Regions from separate parts of the Mus musculus genome. Here region 2 is linked to region 1. Evidence: chromatin contacts called from ENCODE POLR2A ChIA-PET data. All regions are on one chromosome and are shown on one strand. The core of a region is the stretch at or near the end of the contact, and the rest is flanking DNA. Distances in the headings are between cores, read along the strand shown. Region 1 holds the start of Catsperg1 (cation channel sperm associated auxiliary subunit gamma 1). Region 2 holds the start of Spint2 (serine protease inhibitor, Kunitz type 2).

Region 1 (5,536 bases), core at 2,174-4,673:
TGTGATCCCAGCACTCAGATAACAGATGTAGGAGAATCAATGCAAGTTCAAGGCTAGCCTGATCCAAGTAGGGAGTTCTAGACCAGCGGGGGCTCCATAGTAAGACATTGTCTCAAAAAACACAAAAACAAAGCTGGGCATGGTTGTACACACCTATAACCCCAGTACTTGGGAGAAGGAGGCAGGAGGACCCTGAGTTAAGGACAGCCTGTGACACATATGACCCTAGTTCAAACCAACATAAGAAGCAAATGGTACTCGGGTGACTGACTGCCCAGCCCCTTGGTTCTTGTAGCATAGTCAACCAGCTTTTCTAGGACCAAATTATCACTTTTGTGGTGTTTTATCACGAGTGAGTTATAGCTCAATGTACTTAAAACTTTTTGTTGGTGTCTTGAGAAAGGATCTTTCTACATCACCCAGCCTAGACGCTTTTGTTCTGAAGTATAGACACACATCGACACTTTTTTTTAACTCCCTTTCTTTAGATTTACTTATTTTACTTAACGTGCATCAATATTTTGTATGAATAACGTGTATGTGTACCGTGTGCATGCCTGTTGAATCCCCTGGAACTGTGGTTATGTGTGGCTGTGAGCACCGGATGGGTGCTAAGAATCAAACTCTGGTTGTCTGCAACAGCAACAAGTACTCTTAACCAATGAGCTCCTACCTCTCCGGTCCTGCAGTGAGACTGCTTCCCTAGTATGGTGAGGCACTAAGCTCTTTCCTCATCACAGAATAAAAACAAGTGCGGTGGTCCAATGGGCTTTCAGAATCCCAGCAAGCTCCCACGGAGCCTGGAGAGGCAAGGTGGTCAGAAGTCTGAGGTGGTTCTTTGTTATACCAGTCAGTCAGCCTGGCTCTCATGAGACTCCGCCTCAAAAACACTAATAAAAGAATCAGGTGGTGATGGCACACACCTTGAATCCCAACACTAAGGAGGCAGAGACAGGTAGATCTTTTTGAGTCCGGTCTACATAGCAAGACCCTGTCTTCAGAGAAAGAACCTACAGAATAGGGCACAATGTTTGCAAATCATCTGTATGAAATTATTAAAACTATTATTTAAAATTTATAAATAATTTTCACAGGCTGGAGTGATGGCTCAGCAGTTAAGAGCACTGACTCTTCTTCCTGAGGTCCCAAGGTCAATTCCCAGCAACCACATGGTGGCTCACAACCATCTGTAATGGGATCTGAAGCCCTCGTTGGGTGCCTCTGAAGACAGCTGCAGTGTGCTCATATACATAAGATAAAGAAAATCTCTAATAATTAATAATAATAATTTTCACAAATCAATAATTAAAAGTAAAAAAACAAACGAACAAACAAACAAAACTTCATTTTAAAATGAGCAAGGGAGGCTGGAGAGATGACTTAGAGGTTAAGAGCACCAACTCCTCTTCCAGAGGACCCAGGTTTAGTTCCCAGCAAACATATGGTGGCTCACAGCTGTCTGTAACTACAGTTCAGGACACTTGACACCCTCCCATAGACATGCATTCAGGCAAAACACCAATGCACACTCAATAAAAAGAAATAAATCATTTTAAAAAATAATAAAATGAGCAAAGGAAGGCCAATCGAGATGGCACATTCCACCTTTGATCCTGGCAAAGGCAGGCAGATCTCTGTGAGTTCCAAGATAGCCAGGACTCTGTAGAAAGACCCTGTCCTAAAGAACCAACCAACCAACCAACCAAAATAGGCAAAGGAAGGTTGGCATGCTGGCTCATACCTATAATCCCAGTACTTGAGAGACAGGGGCACAAGAACTGTTCTGAGTTCAAGGCCAGCCCGGGTTAAGTAACACTATCCTATATCCTGAAAGGAAGAGGGTGGGGCCAGAGAGATGGCTGACTCAATGGTTAGAGTGTGTAACTGTTCTTCTAGATGACCAAAGCATGATTGCCAGCATCTATGTCAAGCCACAATAGCTTGTAACTCCAATCCCAGGAATTCATCACCCTCTTCCGACCTCCACAGGCAACTGCATGCACATGCATAGACCTATTAAAAATAAGATGAATGCTTTTTTTTTAAAAGAGAGAATAACTACTATTAGACACAGGGTTCTTTTTTTTTTTTTTTTTTTTTTTTGGTTTTTCCAGACAGGGTTTCTCTGTATAGCCCTGGCTGTCCTGGCACTCACTTTGTAGACCAGGCTGGCCTCGAACTCAGAAATCCGCCTGCCTCTGCCTCCCGAGTGCTGGGATTAAAGGCGTGCGCCACCACGCCCGGCCCAGACACAGGGTTCTTATTGGAGGATAATAGGAACGTTCCGGAGAAAGATAATGAGGTTAGTGTGATTGCTTAAGTGAGGTACTGTTTGAACACCCCAGGCTCCTATGTTTGAATGCTTGGTCCTTAGCTGTGGGTCTGACTGAATAGGATTACATATGGCCTTCATGGAGAAGATGTGTCACCAGGGGTGTTAGGCCTTGAGGTCTGCACCATTCCTAGTTCGCTTTCTCTGCCTCCTGCTTGTGGATGGAAGTACCTGCCATGGTGGTCCCACCGGGTTCCCTACTGTGCTGCTCATGGACTTTTGGTTTATAAGTTGCCTTGGTCACAGTTTTTCTGTCATGGAATGACAGAATGGAGCTGAAACGGTTGCCTGACTCTGTAGATACACTAAAATGTACTGATCTGTATACTTTAGAACGACACCTTTAGGGGCTGAGAACAGGGTGGTAGCAGGTAGCAGTGGTAGCATGTACAAAGCCTTGGATTCTGTCCCTAGGCCCCTAAACAAAATAAGAGCTACATCTCAATTTTAAAATGGGGCCCCGTGGGGGGGGGAGTGCTGTGCTCACTTTTTGTCCCTATTGTGTTCTTGTACCTAGTGGGAGACTGAATCTTTAATGCCTTCAGGGTTGGTGGAGACTACTATTAAACTGTATTGAAAAAACACTGCTGAAAATGGGAAACTGGAGACTTACAGAAATCAGCCTACTCATACTGTAAACTCTTACCTGTCCCGGACAGGAAAAGTTGATTTGCAAGTAGTAAGGAAAGCTCAAATAGTTCTGTAAAGAAAGGTGGAGGAAATACCTAGTCACTTGGTGTACTGACTCGAGATCTCTCTATTTACTGACCCCAAATCTCTTTGATACTCTTGATCTCACTTCCCTCACCTCTGACGGATCGATTGGCGAGTCTGTCAACTTTTGGAACACCTTGGCCACTGTATCGATGGGCTCATGATCTTGAAATCGATCCTTGGAGAGATGCAAGCCTACCTTCTCGAACTTGTTCAGGACAAGAAGCCAGGTGCAATGCTGTAAGGTATCTTCCGCCCACGACTTCAACGACAGCAATAGCACTAGCCGCAGTACCCAGAATGCCCAAAGGTTTGGTTTTCTCGGCCACACAGGGCTGACCGGGGACATGGCTGGCCGGGACACCATGTAGCTAGAACCTGGAGAACGTGGGGATTAACACCCACTTGCAAGTTGGCTAGCTGAGGCTGATCTCTAGGAAACCGCTCAGTTCCTGCCCCTTTTCCCACTCTTCTTCCTAGCTCCACCTTTGATCAGGCTTTGGGGCCCCTTACTCTCTGCCCGGGCCCTGCTCTTAGGCCTTGCCACGCCCTTACTCCCAGCTCCTCCCCTACTAATACTCCTCGCCCCGCCCCTGCTCCTACTCTCGGCCCCTCCCCTACTAATACTCCTCGCCCCGCCCCTGCTCCTACTCTCGGCCCCTCCCCTACTAACACTCCTTGCCCCGCCCCTGCTCTTTCTCCCGGCCCCTCCCCTACTAATACTCCTCGCCCCTCCCCTACTAATACTCCTCGCCCCTCCCCTACTAATACTCCTCGCCCCGCCCCTGCTCTTACTACTGTCCCTACCCCTGCGGCTCTTTTCACCCTGCTTCCTAGTTACTCTCTCTCTCTTTGCCCTGGCTTTGCTCTTTTCTGTTCCCGTTCTTGGAACTCCTAACCTACTCTTCGCCAAGTCCCTCTTTTTTTTTCTTGCCTTGCCAGAGCACTTCCTGTTTTCCTTACCACTGTGCCCCTCAGGGGACTTGGCTCCGCCCTCAAAAGGTTCCCCGCCCACACACTGCTCTTCGCCACGCCCCTTTCTTTTCGCTCCTGCCCTGCTCAGGAACCGGCTTAGAGTCTTCTTGTCCTTTCGTGAATCCTCGCCCACACCTCCGAACTCGCTAGGCTCTTTGCCTTGGCTCAAGGTCTGAGTCGTTCTGGAAATCAGATCCTGGCTCTGCTTTCTCTTCTGGCCACGCCCCTGGTCCTGGCTCCGGTCTGGAGTGTCGCGGTAGAGCGGATCTTCACTCTGCCTTCTCTCTTGGCCACGACCCTGGTCCTGGTTCAGGCTCCAAGTGTTGCAGTAGTTCAAATGCTCACTCTGTCTTCTCTCTTGGCCACGCCCCCGGTCCTGGTTCAGGCCCTGAGTGTTGCAGTAGTTCAAATCCTCACTCTGTCTCCTCTCTTGGCCACGCCCCTGGTCCTGGCTCAGACCCCGAGTGTCGCGGTGGTTCGGATCCTCGCTTCGTCTCCTCTCTTGACCACGCCCCTGGCCCTGACTCAGGTCCCGAGTGTTGCAGTAGTTCAAATCCTCGGTCTGTTTCTTCTCTTGGCCATGTCCCTGGTCCTGGTTCAGGCCCCACGTGTTGCAGTAGTTCGAATCCTTGCTCAGTCTCCTCTCTTGGCTACGCCCCTGGTCCTGATTCAGGCACCGAGTGTTGCAGTAGTTCAAATCCTCGCTCAGTCTCCTCTCTTGGCCACGCCCCTGGTACTGGTTCAGGCCCCAAGTGTTGCAGTAGTTCCAATCCTTGCTCTGTCTCCTCTCTTGGCCACGCCCCTGGTCCTGATTCAGGCCCCGAGTGTTGCAATAGTTCAAATCCTCGCTCAGTCTCCTCTCTTGGCCACGCCCCAGGTCCTCGTTCAGGCCCCGAGTGTTGCAATAGTTCAAATCCTCGCTCAGTCTCCTCTCTTGGCCACGCCCCAGGTCCTGGTTCAGGCCCCGAGTGTTGCAGTAGTTCAAATCCTCGCTCTGTCTCCTCTTTTGGCCACGCCCCTGATCCTGGCTCAGACCTCGAGTGTCGCGATGGTTCGGATCCTCGCTTCTTCTCCACTCTTGACCACGCCCCTGGTCCTGATTCAGGTCCCGGATGTTGCAGTAGCTCAAATCCTCGCTCAGTCTTCTCTCTTGGCCACGCCCCTGGTCCTGGTTCAGGCCCCAAGTGTTGCAGTAGTTCAAATCCTCGCTTCGCCTCCTCTCTTGGCCACGCCCCTGGTCCTGGTTCAAAGCCGGAGTGTTGCGGTAGTTCAAATCCTCGCTTCGTCTCCTCTCTTGGCCACGCCCCTGGTCCTGGTTCAGGCCCCAAGTGTTGCTGTAGTTCAAATCCTCGCTTCGTCTCCTCTCTTGGCCACGTCCCTGGTCCTGGCTCAGACCCGGAGTGTCTCGGCGGTTCGGATCCTCGCTTCGTCTCCTCTCTTGACCACGCCCCTGGTCCTGATTCAGGTCCCGAGTGTTGCAGTAGTTCAAATCCTCGCTCAGTCTTCTCTCTTGAC
Region 2 (5,450 bases), core at 433-2,932, 71 kb after region 1:
CGGCCTGTGGCATTCTCCATAACTCTTGTTGTTGCCCTAGTCTTAGACACAGGAATAGACCATTCCTCAGAAGCTACCACACTCCCTGCTTTCTCTTTCACCAAATAGGTTGCCCACTAAGGACTTGGGCCTCGTGGCTGTGTCCACTTCTCCCCTTCCTGACTTCTGTTCCAGCCTTGGGGTGGGGGTGGGGTCTTTTCCTTGATCACAATCAATTTTACTCTAGACCCTCACTACTCCCTCCCACTACCTGGGACACTGGTCCCAAGGTCTTAGTATGGCTGCCACCTACTCATTCAATTGTTAGGATAGGTGCCACCCTCCTTAGAGTACTTCCTGAGTTAAGTACCCTTCACCATCTTCTATCACTGTTCTTATCCCGCTGTCTTCTAGTCACCGCTAGTCATTTAATCTTTGGCGAGTACTCTGCACGTTAAGTGTTCGCTCCCACTGGAATCCAAGCTCTGCGAATTCAGGAACCTGTCTAGTCTTGAGTCAGCCACGACCACCATTCTTACAGACCCTCAGCGGGGACTCAATTAAGTTTGCTCAATCAATGAATTCTTTCAAAAGAGATCTTTTCAAAGCTGGCTAGTGGTTGTCTGAAGCAGTTAAAAGTTGTAACGACTCCTAAAGACGCAAACCCCAGCTGCTGGGTGCCAATACTACACTCGGAGAACAGACGTTCCTGCATTGGCAGGCACCTTGGCAAAGCTCCTCCCTTCTACCAACCGCTGCTTCTCTTCTTCCTCGGGAGATCATGGGGCTGTTGCCATATGTGATATCAACAGGTGTCCGAAGTGCGTTTTCCCTGTACCCAAAGCGGCCAACAGGTCTCCCGAACAAATTTCCACCTCTGAGGCTTGAATGCGCCCCCCACCCCCACCCCAAGTCCCCGTCCCCACCCCGGGCTTTCTTTGGCCAAGCAATTTCCGCTTCGTTGAGCTCCTCACCCACTTCCAGTGCCACGCCTTCCTGGGTCAATACACCTCATCTCCCTCCCTTCCTCCTTCCTTCTGGAAGGGACACTTTGCTAACCCTTACGCCCCCGCGCTCGCGAGGCTCCTACCCTTCCTAGCCCGCCACCTGCAGGTCTGGCTCCACCGCCCATCCTCCCCAACCCCAAGGAGCCTGCGATCACTCTGCGCACCGAGTACCCCCACTTTCGCTGCGGCCTCCTCTATCCCCTGCTCCCGGATCCCCCGCCTGGCCCTCACCGTGGACGTCTAGTTCTCGGCTGGCCACCTGGGCCCCGGAGAGGAGCAGCGAAGCTACCAAGGCGAGGAGCGCCCGGCCCCGCCGCAGCTCACAAAGCTGCGCCATGACCTGCTGCCAGCGCCGCGCGCCAGGCCTCGAGCCGCCGGCCGTTGGGGTGTGGGGGTGGGGTCTCGCGAGCAGGTGCGGGAAAGCCCACGGCCGCGCACGCGCACTGCAGGTCCGCGGGCTCAGGTGCGGCTTCGCCCCGGAGTAGGACTTCGAGGCGCCCGGGTCCCCGGAAGCCCTTTTTTCTGGCTTTTGGCGCGTGCGACGCCTTAGTTGCCTCCCAACACGGTCCCTGGACTCGCGCGGCAACACTCTGCGACTCTTCCCCAGACTGTGAAAGCCTCCACCCGTCCGAGGAGTACTACGGCGAATGGCGGACGCAGGGACACAAGAGAAGGTGGCACCCAGGCTGGGGGTGGGGCGCACCTGGCGGGGCGGGGCAGATGCGGCGCAAGCGCGGAGGGCCCCGCACCTGGCTCTGCGGCCTGCACCTGGCACCGCCCCCGGCTCCTGGGAGGAGGCGTGGTTGGCATTGACCCCGCCCCAGCCGGACCTTGCGGGAGGCGTGGGTCTGTTGGCCACGACGTCCTTGCGCCTTCGTGCTTGCGCTGTGACTATGGCGAGAGAAACTTTTCGGAAACCTGTGGCTGTCTGCCCGCTCTGCTTTAGCGTTCCTTTAGGTGTGAGAGATATATCCTGCCTAAATTCCTCGTTCTCTGTGCCATAAACAAATGTCCCGGATTGAGCAGTGGCCAGGCCAGCTTGGCCTGTGTGTCGTCAAACAGGATCAGCCCGTAGTAGTGATGCGGAAGCAGAGGGAAGAGTGATCAGGAATGTGATGGTGAAATCCTACAGTTGAGTGAGCAGGGGTTGGGACAGTGAAAATCAGGGCATGATCAGAGCCCAGTTTCCTATTCAGTGCGACTGCCAGTTAGGCAGGGCACTGTCTGGAAAGAGGTGACAAGTCCTTAAAACTGCAGGTTTCTCTGGACCCCGTACAGGAAGACAAATACAAATATATAGAGGTGTTAGGGTGACGATCAGAAGCTTGCAAAGGATGAACAGACCTGAAAGGGGGAGGGACACGGGGACTGGACTAGGTACAACACCCAAAGGAGACTTACAAACCACTACCACAGAACCAGGGTGGGCTTCTGGAAAGAAGCTCCATTTAAACTGGATGAATGGAGGAGGGCTGACAGAGGAAGTAGAAGGCCGTTAGCAGAAGAATTAATGATCTCGTTATCATTGAAAATACTGCTCTTGGGCTGGCAAAGTGGCTAAGTAAATACAACTGCCACCAAACCTGATGACCAGATTCGCACCTGCTCGCAAGGTCACCCCCCACCACCACCCCCCAACGGCTGGAGGCCTGGCGTGCCCGGGTGCTCCACGCCTTGTTAGCTTCGCTGCTTCTCTCCGGGGCCCAGGCGGCCAGGAGATTCCTGGTGCAAACACGGTGGAAGAAGAGAACTGGCTTCCTGAAGTTCTCTGACCTCCACACTGTAGCCATGGCACCTGCCAGACCACACGAACACAGACACACACACACAGACACACACACACACACAGACACACACACACACACACACACACACACAAATAAATGTGTTTAAGAAAAATAAAATAGGGCTGGAGAGATGGCTCAGCGGTTAAGAGCACTGACTGCTCTTCTGAAGGTCCTGAGTTCAAATCCCAGCAACCACATGGTGGCTCACAACCATCTATAATAAGATCTGTCACCCTCTTCTGGTGTCTAAAGACAACTACAGTATACTTCATACAATAATAAATAAATCAAAAAAAAAAAAAAAAAAAGGAACTGACTGCTCTTCCAGAGGTCCTGAGTTCAATTCCCAGCAACCACATGGTGGCTCACAACCATCCAAAACGAGTAGCCGTCTTCAGATACTCCAGAAGAGGGCGTCAGATCTCGTTATGGATGGTTGTGAGCCACCATGTGGTTGCTGGGAATTTAACCCAGGACCTCTGGAAGGGCAGTCGGGTGCTCTTACCCACTGAGCAATCTCACCAGCCCCAATAAATCTTTTTTTAAAAAAGAAAAGAAAAAGAAAATAACGTCCTTATTACGGTAAACAAAGTAGGCCTGGTTGCGCAAGCCTGTACTCCCAGCACTCTGGATGTGGAAACAGAACTGGGATAGCTCATAGCCAACCCCAGTAACAAGCACCAACCCCTACCCTGAAGAACAAAAAGCAAAAAGAAAACCACCAGGTGTGGGGTGTAATTCACTTGCTAGAGCACTCACCTAGCAGGCAGGAAGCCCTGAGTTTGATTCTCAGCATCACACAAACCAACCTTGGCATCACAAAGCCAACCTTCTTGGCAGATGCCTGTAATCCCAGCACTCAGGAGCTGAAAGCCAGAGGACCCAAAGCAAGAGTTCAAATTTATAGTCAGCATAGCAAACTCAGACCAGTCCGGGATTCATGAGACCCTGCTAAGCAACAGAAAAAAGACATTACAAAACAAAACAAACACTAAACCTAAACTCTGGAGGGTGGATTTGGGGCTGGAATGGAGTAAATCAAGAGTGTTGGAACTGGCCGTGGAGAAAGGGCCATGAGAAGCAAGCCTCGGTAACTGAAGGCTTAAGAGATGAGGAACAAAAACTGCATGAGGAGCAGTCGACAGGTCTCTCTCTCTCTTCAGATTATTTTATGTGTATGAGTGTTTTGCTTAAATGTCCATCTGACTACCACATATGTGTGTGCCTGGTGCCCACAGAGACCAGAAGAGGCAGTAAATTCCCTGTAACTAGAGTTGTAACTCCAGTTGTGAGCCACCGTGCAGATGCTAGGAACCAAACCCCAGTCCTCTGCAAGAGGTACTCCTTGTTTTGTGACTGGGTCTCTCAGTGTAACCCTGGCTCTCCTAGAACTCTATATGTAGATCAGGCTGTCCTCAGACTTAACAGGGATCTACCTGCCTCTGCCTCCAGGGCTTAAAGGCTTGCGATACCACAGCCAGCCCATAGATAATCTTAGGATTAAATACCTGGGTATTGTGGAAGCCAAGGCCACTGTCACCAGTGTGCTGCAGAAAAAACATGAGTTATCAATACAGTGTTTGCCTTAAGCAACTAAGGTAGTTTTATGCCTGCTATTTTCTTTATCTTGCCCAGAACGCTGATCCCCACCCTTCCGGCTTCCCTCCAGCTCCTACTCTGTGCTTATAAACAACCCCAAGTGGCTGGAGATCCTGGTTGGGGAGAAAACACCATTCATTCATTCACTCATTCATTCATTGAAGCACGTACTTACTCCACACACATTTTGAGTCAGGTCCTGCTATAAATGCGAGAAGGTACAAGCGTGAACAGATCCAGGCACTGTTAGAAATCACCAGGCAGCGACAGCCAGTAGACGTTTGATGCTTGCCATGACTCTTGCTTTGGAATGGAATTATCCTCAGTACCCACTGAGGTGACCTCAGGCCTCTAATCCCTGTGAATAAGAAGGCTGAGGGAGAAAGGACATGATGCGTGTCAGGTCAGCCTGGGCTACATAACAAGGTCTCAAAAAGAGACAAGACTGGGCATGGTAGTGTCCTCTTCTAACCCCAGCACTCAGGACACAGATGTGCGTGCGGAAATCTCTGTGAGTTTGAGACCAACTGTTCTACACAGCAAGTGCAGTAAGACCCTGTCTCAAGAGGTGGTCAGGGAAAAGGGGGAACAAGAGTTGGACAGCTGGCTCAGTTGGTAAAGTGCTTGTCATCCCAGCTCAGGGACCTGAGTTGGAGCCCCCAGCACCTATGTAAAACGCTGGGCAGCATAGCAGATGGCTGTAATCCCAGGGCTAGGGAAGCAGAGGCTGAGGGAGCCTAGGGTTTGCTGGCAAGGAAGCCCAGCCAAATTGACAGTTCCCGGGTTCAAACATAAAATGGAGAGGCTGGAGAAACGGCTCAGCGGTTAGGAGCACTGACTGTACTTCCAGAGGTCCTGAGTTCCAACTCCCAGCAACCACATGGTGGCTCACAACCATCGGTAATGGGCTCTGATGCCCTCTTCTGGGGTGTCTGAAGAGAGTAATAGTGTTAAATACATAGATAAATAAATAAGATGGAGAGCTCTGGCCTCTCAGGGTAAGCCTGCACGTTCAAACGCAGCTGAAATGAAACAAACTGGGATTTCCTTGTTAGAATTATAGAGAACTTGCCTAACA

What was found. ChIA-PET counts read pairs that join two places held with the same protein, here RNA polymerase II (POLR2A).
Region 2: POLR2A ChIA-PET joins it to region 1 with 11 read pairs in embryonic stem cell. The contact joins the promoter of Spint2 here to the promoter of Catsperg1 in region 1. POLR2A ChIA-PET finds 5 or more read pairs at or near these places in 2 of 5 experiments (Patski and embryonic stem cell).

The regions. Positions count from the first base shown.
Region 1 is chr7:29,207,502-29,213,037 of GRCm38, forward strand. It overlaps Catsperg1 (cation channel sperm associated auxiliary subunit gamma 1), which reads right to left and starts at 3,424. Exons shown (of 28, transcript NM_001368407.1): 1 at 3,141-3,424; 2 at 2,979-3,032. The coding sequence starts at 3,413.
Region 2 is chr7:29,280,295-29,285,744 of GRCm38, forward strand. It overlaps Spint2 (serine protease inhibitor, Kunitz type 2), which reads right to left and starts at 1,683. Exons shown (of 7, transcript NM_011464.2): 1 at 1,218-1,683. The coding sequence starts at 1,323. It overlaps Gm45977 (a long non-coding RNA gene), which reads right to left. Exons shown (of 4, transcript XR_003946629.1): 2 at 4,548-4,745; 3 at 4,282-4,320; 4 at 3,426-3,724.